2 separate regions of the Homo sapiens genome follow, and region 2 is linked to region 1. Evidence: read pairs that join two places in POLR2A ChIA-PET (ENCODE). Cell type or tissue: OCI-LY7. All regions are shown on one strand. Links, peaks and the distances in the headings refer to the core of each region. The heading gives the core; the rest is flanking DNA.

The links. Peaks named below come from ENCODE experiments on the same cell type or tissue, not always from the same donor. Only the 100,000 strongest peaks of a DNase experiment are listed, where the experiment ranks them.
Region 2: POLR2A ChIA-PET joins it to region 1 with 5 read pairs; 6 of 35 experiments call an interaction of 5 or more read pairs at or near these places.

What each region holds. Positions count from the first base shown.
Region 1 is chr18:23,385,348-23,389,735 of GRCh38, reverse strand. All of the region lies in intron 4 of SLC35D4 (solute carrier family 35 member D4), which reads left to right. Among named protein-coding and RNA genes, the nearest start is that of SLC35D4, 50 kb to the left of the region's middle. In OCI-LY7, for the core only: no CTCF peak of the experiment used is centred there; no DNase peak of the experiment used is centred there; H3K27ac peaks cover 270 bases.
Region 2 is chr18:23,236,042-23,240,429 of GRCh38, reverse strand. It overlaps CABLES1 (Cdk5 and Abl enzyme substrate 1), which reads right to left. Exons shown (of 10, transcript NM_001100619.3): 6 at 4,379-4,388; 7 at 3,185-3,288. It also overlaps a transcript of SLC35D4 not described here. Among named protein-coding and RNA genes, the nearest start is that of CABLES1, 100 kb to the right of the region's middle. RefSeq lists enhancers at 2,538-2,657, 2,668-2,857. In OCI-LY7, for the core only: CTCF peaks have their summits at 2,410 and 2,616; DNase peaks (open chromatin) are centred at 909 and 2,459; H3K4me3 peaks cover 2,519 bases; H3K27ac peaks cover 3,028 bases.

The DNA.
Region 1 (4,388 bases), core at 250-4,249:
AAAACCTCATCTCTACTAAAAATACAAAAATTAGCTGGGCGTGGTGGTGTATGCCTGTAATCCCACCTACTCGGCAGAGTGGGGCAGGAGAGTTGCTTGAACCTGGGAGGCAGAGGTTGCCAAGATCGTGCCACTGCACTCCAGCCTGGGCAATAGAGTGAGACTCCGTCTCAAAAAAAAAAGGTGCAAACTGTCTTAATATTGTTTTTAATAGAGCCCTACACAGGCTGATAGAGTGCAACTGGTCAATTGTAGAGTAAGGGTCTTTAAAGCCTGTTAGCTTCTCAGTAGAAAAAATGGCTTGAGAAAATCAGATTTAAAATTTATTAAGCAGGAGTAGAAGAAAGCCTTTTTAAAAAAGGCATAGGTTTACTCTGAGTTCATCCATTTTAGTTCTTACCAGCTGTATTAGTCCATTCTCACACTGCTATAAAGAACTACCTGACAGGCCAGGCACGGTGGCCTGTGCCTGTAATCCCAGCACTTTGGGAGGCTAAGGCTGGCAGATCACTTGAGGTCAGGAGTTCGAGACCAACCTGGCCAACATGGTGAAACCTCGTCTCTACTAAAAATACAAAAATCAGCTGGGCTTCATGGCAGGGCCTGTAGTCCCAGCTACTCAGGAGGTTGAGGCAGGAGAATCACTTGAACCCGGGAGGTGGAGGTTGCAGTGAGCCAAGATGGCGCCACTGCACTCTGGCCTGGGTGACAGAGCAAGACTCCAACTCAAAAAAAAAAAAAAAAAAAAGAACTACTTGACTGGGTAATTTATGAAGAAAAGATGTTTAATTGACTCACAGTTCTGCAGGCTGTACAGGAAGCATGGCTGGAAGGCCTCAAGAAACTTACAATCATGGTGGAAGGTGAAGGGGAAGCAAGCACCTCTTACCATGGCGGAGCAGGAGAGAATGAAGGGAGAAGGGCCGCACACTTTTAAACAACCAGATCTTATGAGAACCACTATCATAAGAACAGCAAGGGGGACATCCACCCCCATGATTTAATCATCTCCCACCTGTTCTTTCTCCCAAAATTGGGAATTACAATTCGACATAAGATTTGGGTGGGGACACAGAGCCAAACCATATCAGCAGGTTTATTACTGGAGAAGCAAATGGCCAGGATTTGGAACACACCAGTCATATTGAACTTTGGACAATTGGAGGTCCCGGAAGTTTTCACTGTGGCTTGACATAATTTGTGCGTCACAACTCCAAGGCTAGAAGGTGTGGGCTTTGCTGTTAGACAGGCCTGGATTGGGGTCATGGCTTTGCCACTGAACCAGCTGTGAATACTCGAGCAAGTGGCCAGTCTTTCTCAGCCCCATTTTCATTGTTTATAAAATCAGGGTAATAGCATCTGGTAAGAGAGGTGCTGGGAGGAGGTTTAAATAAGAGAATACACATAAAATACTTAGCACTATGTTTAACACATTGTTGGTGGCTATTGTTAGTGTACTTTAAAATTAATTCTACATGTATAAATAGATCCTTTTCCAGAATCTGATCAGAGTAAGGGCCTAGGAAGATTGAGAAAACAGCCTGCAGGTCCTAAAATTGAGAAAATTAAGCCTTGTCGAAGTCTAAAGTTGGGTCTAGAATTATCTGACCTCATTACTGATTTTATAGCCAAGGAGGCAAAAAACATTTACATAAGGTCTTAATTCAGTAAGATCCAGCCCCCACTTTAATATTAGCTTCCATGTGTCATGTGATTAACCTGTCCAAGATTTTTTTTGCTGTCCTTTCAAGCCAAGAATTGGAAGGCCAGGGCCCAAGTTTGCCAAACATGGGCCTAATGGAGAAAGCCAACTTTAAAATATGTAATCTCTTTAATAATCTTAACAAACATGAAAAATAAGTTAAAATCTAAAAATTTAAGAGGAATAAAAAGAAACACAAAGATAAATGAAAAAATAGAAGCTAAAATAGTTCTATTTTAAAAGAAAAAAACAATTTGAGTTGAACTTTTAATGAAAGATAAAAATAGAAAATGTTTTTTTAAAAAGGTAAGAAAAATGTAAGGCAAGAACTCAGAAATGAAACAGTGCGAGTTAGAACAGATTACTAAAATGGCACAGCTATATAAAGCTATAGAAGTTTTAAAAACAAGGTAAAAATATGTCCTCCGTAAAGATAAAGAATAAATTCATCTGAAAGTAGGCAAGCGGCATAATTTTGAAGCAGGTCCTCTAAACTGGAGCAGTTTACCCAGGTTGGTCCTCTGCAGAGGCTGCTGAGGGCGGGGCTACCAGTTAATGTTATTGACACCCTTTGTGCAGTGCTGCTGAGCCACTCATCAAGGTCCTTAACCTATAGTATTTGGGTCGTTCCTCTTGGCAGCTCCAGGCTATGGGGTATTGTTATCCCTGCTTTACAGGGGAGGAAACAAAAGTTTGGATGCAGACCTTGCCCCACTAGCAGGTGGTGGAGCTGGAGCCCAGAGTGATGACAAAACCTATGCTCTTATTTTCATTTTCTGCCTTCCAGGAAGCATCATTATCATTATCAACAATAAAGACAACAGGCCAGGGGCAGTGGCTCACACCTGTAATCCCAGCACTTTGGAGGCCAAGGCAGGTGGATCACTTGAGGCCAGGAGTTCGAGACCAGCCTGGCCAACATGGTGAAACCCCGATTCTACTAAAAAAATACAAAAATTAACCGGGCGTGGTTGCAGGTGCCTATAGTCCCAGCTACTTGGGAGGCTAAGGCAGGAGAATTGCTTGAACCCAGGAGGTGGAGGTTGCAGTGAGCCGAGATGGCACCACTGCGCTCCAGCCCAGGCGGCAGAGCGAGACTCTGTCTCAAAAAACAAAAATGAAAAACAAGGCAACAGAATTCCTCTCCTCCTCATTCTCCCCCCTCACCTTGTCAAGGCTACCTATCCATTAGGAGAGTATGCCACTCTTAACAAATGTCCCAGCAATGGGAAATGTGCAGTAGGTACCAGTATATCCTAATAATGCACTGTTACATTTTTTATATTTTCTCCTTTTTTTTTTTTTTTTTTTGGTGAGAGTTTATCCAGTTATTCAAATATTTACTTCAGTTCAGTCTCCTAAATATTTCTTTGATGTGGCCCCTTTCCTCCATCTTCGCTGCCAGTACCAAGTTCAGGTCACCATCCTGTCCTTCCTTGTGTTCATTTCCTGTGGCTACTGTAATAAATTACCACATACTTGGGTGACTTAAAACAACAGAAATGTATCCTTCATAGTTCTGGAGGCCAGAAGTTTGAAATCAAGGTGTGGGCAGGGCTGGGCCCGGTCCTGAGCCTCTAGGGGATAATCTGTTCCTGGCCTCTTTCAGCTTCTGGTGGCCACGGCATTGCCCAGCTTGTGGCTGCATCACTCCAGTCTCTGCCTCTGTGGTCACATTGCCCCTTCTCTGTGCATGTCAACCTGCCTCCTCTTATAAGGATATGTGTGACTGCATTTAGGGCCCACCCAATAATCCAGGATAATCTCCTGTCTCAAGATCTTCAATTTACTCACATTTGCAAAGATCCTTTGTTGCCATAGCAGACAACATTTACAGGTTCCAGGGATTGGAATGTGGATGTCTTTTAGGGGACCATTTTTCTTTCTTTTTTTTTTTTTTTTTTTTTTTGAGACAGAGTCTCGCTCTGTCACCCAGGCTGGAGTGCGATCTCAGCTCACTGCAAGTTCTGCCTCCTGGGTTCATGCCATTCTCCTGCCTCAGCCTCCCAAGTAGCTGGGACTACAGGCAACTGCCACCATGCTCGGCTAATTTTTTTTGTATTTTTAGTAGAGACGGGATTTCACCATGTTAGCCAGGATGGGCTCGATCTCCTGACCTCGTGATTCACTCTTCTCGGCCTCCCAAAGTGCTGGGATTACAGGTGTGAGCCACCACGCCCGGCCTTAGGGGGCCATTTTTCATCCTATGGCGCCCCTAGACTTTTGCAGCCCTCTCTGCCTCCTGTCTTCCACCCTGCAGCCCAAGTTCCTCTAAACATGCAGATCGTGTTATGGTCAGCTTTAAAACTCTTCACTGGTTCCTGGGTCCCTCAGAACCATCCTGTTTCCCAGTGTGGCCTGTGAATACCTCTCTACCTTCCTGTCCCTCACGTCCCCCTTCCTCATTATGTTCCACCCATGCCCCACTTCTTCCCATTCCCCGGAGAAGATGGATCCGCTCTCTCCTCTGGATCTTGGTGTGCCCCTCTGCCTGGGCCACTTTGCCACCTCCCTGCTTTTTGTTTGGCCCATGCCAGTTCATCGTTCAGTTCTCATTCCTTCACTTCACTTTGTAGTCCAAGTCCTCTTGGACTTCACTTCCTCTAAGAAAGCTTGCTCTGCGTGTGCCGGGCGGGGTGCACTTTTGCCCCATCTGAGCTCTCGCCTGAGGGGGCATGTTTACCTT
Region 2 (4,388 bases), core at 296-4,295, 150 kb after region 1:
CGAGTCAGTGGGGAGGGAGGGTTTGTCGGCATCATCATTTGTGGGCTCTGCCTCCTGCCTGTGTGTGTGTAGGGGGAAGGGCAACGACTTCTACAGTTAGAAAAATCTATTTTATGCAAAACCAACCCCCTTCCTACTTTGGGGTCTTTCCACTGGGCTCTCCCTACCAAAACCTGGTGGGGCCAACCACTCTCAGCCCTCAGTGCTTGCTTCAGTGCCATTCCTCGGGGAAGTCTTCCTTGAGGCCTACCCCCTGGGGCCCACGTCCAACCCTTCCATCATTTCCTGCCGCTGTTTTTGTTTTGTTTTGTTGAGACAGGGTCTTGCTTTATTGTCCAGGCTGGAGTGCAGTGGCACAATCTCAGCTCACTGCAGCCTCTGCCTCCTGGGTTCAAGCAATTCTCCCACCTCAGCCTCTCCAGTAGCTGGGACTACAGGCGCGCAACACCACACCTGGCTAATTTTTTTATTTTTAGTAGAGATGGGGTTTTACCACGTTGGCCAGGCTGGTCCCAAACTCCTGACCTCAGGTGATCCACCTGCCTTGGCCTCCCAAAGTTCTGGGATTACAGGCGTGAGCCACCATGCCTGGTCTCCTGCTGCTTTTCTAAGATGGTTCCTTCCTCACGATTATGGTGCTCTGTCTCCTTGTTTACTGTTTACTCTCTGACATCCCCACTCACTCCAAGGTGGAGGAGAAGAGGGGTTGTGGCTGGTTAGTTCTCTACTGGGTAAGGAAGCTTGGCTCATAATAAGGCCTCAATCAATACTTGGTTCAACAGGCGAATTCTATACCTGTTCCCCAACACACAAAAATAAAGCAAACACCCCAGCGCCCCCACCCCCAACTGCCCCACTCTGTTTCCTACAAGTTCAATGCAAATGCATGAGAAACGGCCTGTAACCCATGTCGGCTTCTAGGAAAGAAGTCTCCAGGGAGCTGGGGGGTTGAGGCCCTTTGTAATACACAACACACTGTCAAGAACTTAGACGAGAATTCTGAAACGTGGATTTCCCACATTTTATCAAAGTGCCAACATCTGTGGCCAGAATAGGAAACATAGGTCTCCAGGAGCCGACCAGGAAAATGCAGTCCATGCGCAATTCCATTCTCTATAGCATGGACTATTCCCAGAAGCACTGACTGCAGAGCCAATGCAGTGAAATTAAAAATGATCCACTTGGGAACATCAAATGAGGAGGGCAGGACATACATGCTGACTTGGCAAGTCTTCTAGCACAGTCTAAGGAGGAAAAGTTGTATGTGTATACGTGCACACGCACATACACACATACTGCGGCCTGGAACCTCAAGGCTCACAATGAAATCATTTAAAGAAAAAAAAGATCAGATAAAAAAGATCAGATCTAGCACCAGCCCAACACTAGGCCTATAAAAGGAGAGGTCGGCATTATCACCAGGCACGTGTCTGTTAGGACAGCTCCCGCCAACATCGAAATAGTGTACCTTCCTATTCTCTTGGTTACCTAGAAATCTGCTACACTGTTGGCCCAAAGAATGATCTTCATGTCCAACCCCGAGGTCGGCAGTTGTGGGGCTGACTGCTGAGGAATGTGGAATTCAGAGACAGCTGGGCAACGTGAAAACAGCCTCGAGCCAGGAGCTCTAGCCTGGATCCCCCATTTCCTGTCTATCAACTAGGAAAGCCTCACTTGGACTCCCTGAGCCAGTTTCCTGGCCATGTTGCTTAATAAATAAAGTGAATTTTAATAAGTAAGGCAGTGAACCACATAAAGCATCCTTATTCTTACACCAGTTGCTCCCTCCTTGACATCAGGGCAATCATTCTGGTCATTTATTGAACACTTATTACGTGCTTGCCTCTGCCAAAGATGAATATGCCCTGGTTTTTTAAATAAACAGATCATAGAGTGGAAGAAAAGTAATTATACATGACTCTGATTTTGCTTTCTGTGTTAGAAGTTGGGGCATGAGTGAGGGAGAGTGAGGAGAAGCGGCAATTTCAAACTAAATGCCTTTGACTTGAATAAATTCTCCAATGACTAAATGCATTCTGACGCCGTGTGGCATACGAAAATGACCACTGAACTATGTGCCAAAGAACAAGAGGATAAGTGCTGAAAGTAACTGGCAAGGCCCCAAGTTCTGCCTGGTGTTTCTCTGACAAACAGCGGAGAACCCTCAGTTCTGAATGAAGATCTGGGTTTCCTTTGAGTACGGGGGATTGGTTTCCACTCTGGCTACTGCAGACACAAAAGCCGAGGGGAGAAAAAAGACCCCCTGGTTCACTCCTAAGGCTGGGGCTCCAGAGAACAGCTCAGGCTGGGAGCACAGGAGGGAGGGAACCAGAGGAGGAAGCGCTCGGCTGTGCCGGCCCCGCCAGGCCCGGCTCATGGGCCAGGACATGCAAAACGCAGGGAGGTGGTGGGGGCATTCTGGGTGGATGTCTCCCACCTGATGCTGTGCATGGCAGGCCTGGCCAATCGACTGTTCTGAAAGTGCAGCTCCCCCTCCTCCCACAGCAGGCGGGGCTCTGCTTGCCGCAAGAGTCAGGGCAAGTCGGCCCAGAGAAAGCGCCCAGGGCCCCGCCAGGCCCCTCTGGTGTCTGCAGAGGAGATGGCAGCCCTTGGTGGTGGGAAACAGTGGTCAGCCGAGAGCAGAAACCAAAATTACACACAGGGAAAAACAGGAAGAGTCCATGAAATAAAAACAGCAGAGAAAGGTTTTGCATGTAACACCCACAGTGTCCTACTTTCACTTTCCCAGGAGAGAATTCTGTCATCCCCAGCCTGGGGCCAAATGTTTGCTCAGCATGCACACGAAGGCCTGCAGCCACCAAGGAACTCCAAACGGAGCTGGACTTGAACTCAGCGCTACCAGGGATGGGCCTGGTCCTCTCCACGGGGGTTTGTGGAGGTATAAGCTCGGACATCCCCCTTCAGAGGAGAGGGTCCCCCAACCTGAGCTGGTGACTTTGTGGACACTGGCAGCCCAGCCTTGAAAGTGGTGTTTGCAGGCCAGGTGGCCAGCAGGATTCTGGACAGGAGGCAATACTGGTCCTTCCGTGGGCACCCACACCGGGGAGCTCCTCATGAAGGTCCCCCAGGCAGAGCAGTCTTTGAACAAGCCCCCAGCCGGCCACCAACCCAGGTGGGGCAACTGACGGTGCAGCAAACGGAGCCTCCATTCCACGCTACTCACCATGTAGGAAGGGAAGATCAGAACGCGTTTGTGTTTGCCACAAGGCCACTGGGGGTCATCCAAGAGATTTGGGTCATAGTCCATAAAGTCTCCCAGGTCACTACCTGAAGATCACATGCAAAATGCAAAATGATAATTAGCGGCTCCGGACCCTCCCCAGCAGAGACAGCCAGGAGAATGCCAAGTATAGCTGGAATGAAGAAAGGCTGGCTTTAGGGCACTTAGCTCAACGTCACGGCACTCACTGACTTTTATTAGACATCTCCGTGTGCCAGTGAAGTGGATTCTCCTCTTAAAAGGGTTCACCAAATTGTTAACATCCTGACATTTTTTTCCATTTTAGAAAATTATGTCTTAATCTCCCTGGGCCAGGAGAGCAAAAAACTTCACACAGCGTGCAAGATGCAGAAGACACTCTCAGAGTGTGGCCCCGAAGAGGTTCCTTTTTCAAACTTGCAGATCAAATTTGGAGACGCCTGTGCAGCACGATTTGGTGCGAATACTTCCAGGCATGCTATTGTGTCCGTATGAATACAAATCAGAGCGGCCACCAAGGCACAGCTGCGAACGATCAGAGGTGGCCGGAACACTAGGACAGGGATTCAGAACTCAGCACTTGGGCAGACCTAGGGAACTTCACATCCACCTGGAATTTCCCTGAGAGTAGACACGGCACTGCTTCCTAAAGTGTTTTCTCCACGTGCCAGTTCTTACAAAGGTTTGATCAGCAAAGCTGGAAGCATGCAAGTCTTCCTTCAGCCGCCAACTCAGCTCACCCACCAAGATAGGCACAAAGGAAACTCTCACACCTGAACCTGCACTTCAGAGCCCAGATTTTTTTTTTTAAAGTCCGAATTGAGCACCATGAAAATATAGGACAGAACCAGGTCATTGTTGGGGGGAGCTGAGTGGTCAGGGAAGCTGGGAGACACAGCCATCTCTACATGGTGTGCACGGCCTTGGCGTCTCTCCACGTGGAAGCTCAGGCTGTCAACGACTGGGTCATCTGATTAGAGAGAAATCACCTGCGGCTTCATTGCGGGCCTGCATGGCTTGAGATCAGGCTTTCCTAAAAGTCATGTCACCTGCGAGCCCCTGTCTTCCAGTCTGCATCACAGGGAGACTCAATCCCCATGTAAATGGAGGCACCTCCCTCCCACCACGAGCTACCAGACCCAGCCAGGCCAAGGTTACCTGTGTCGAG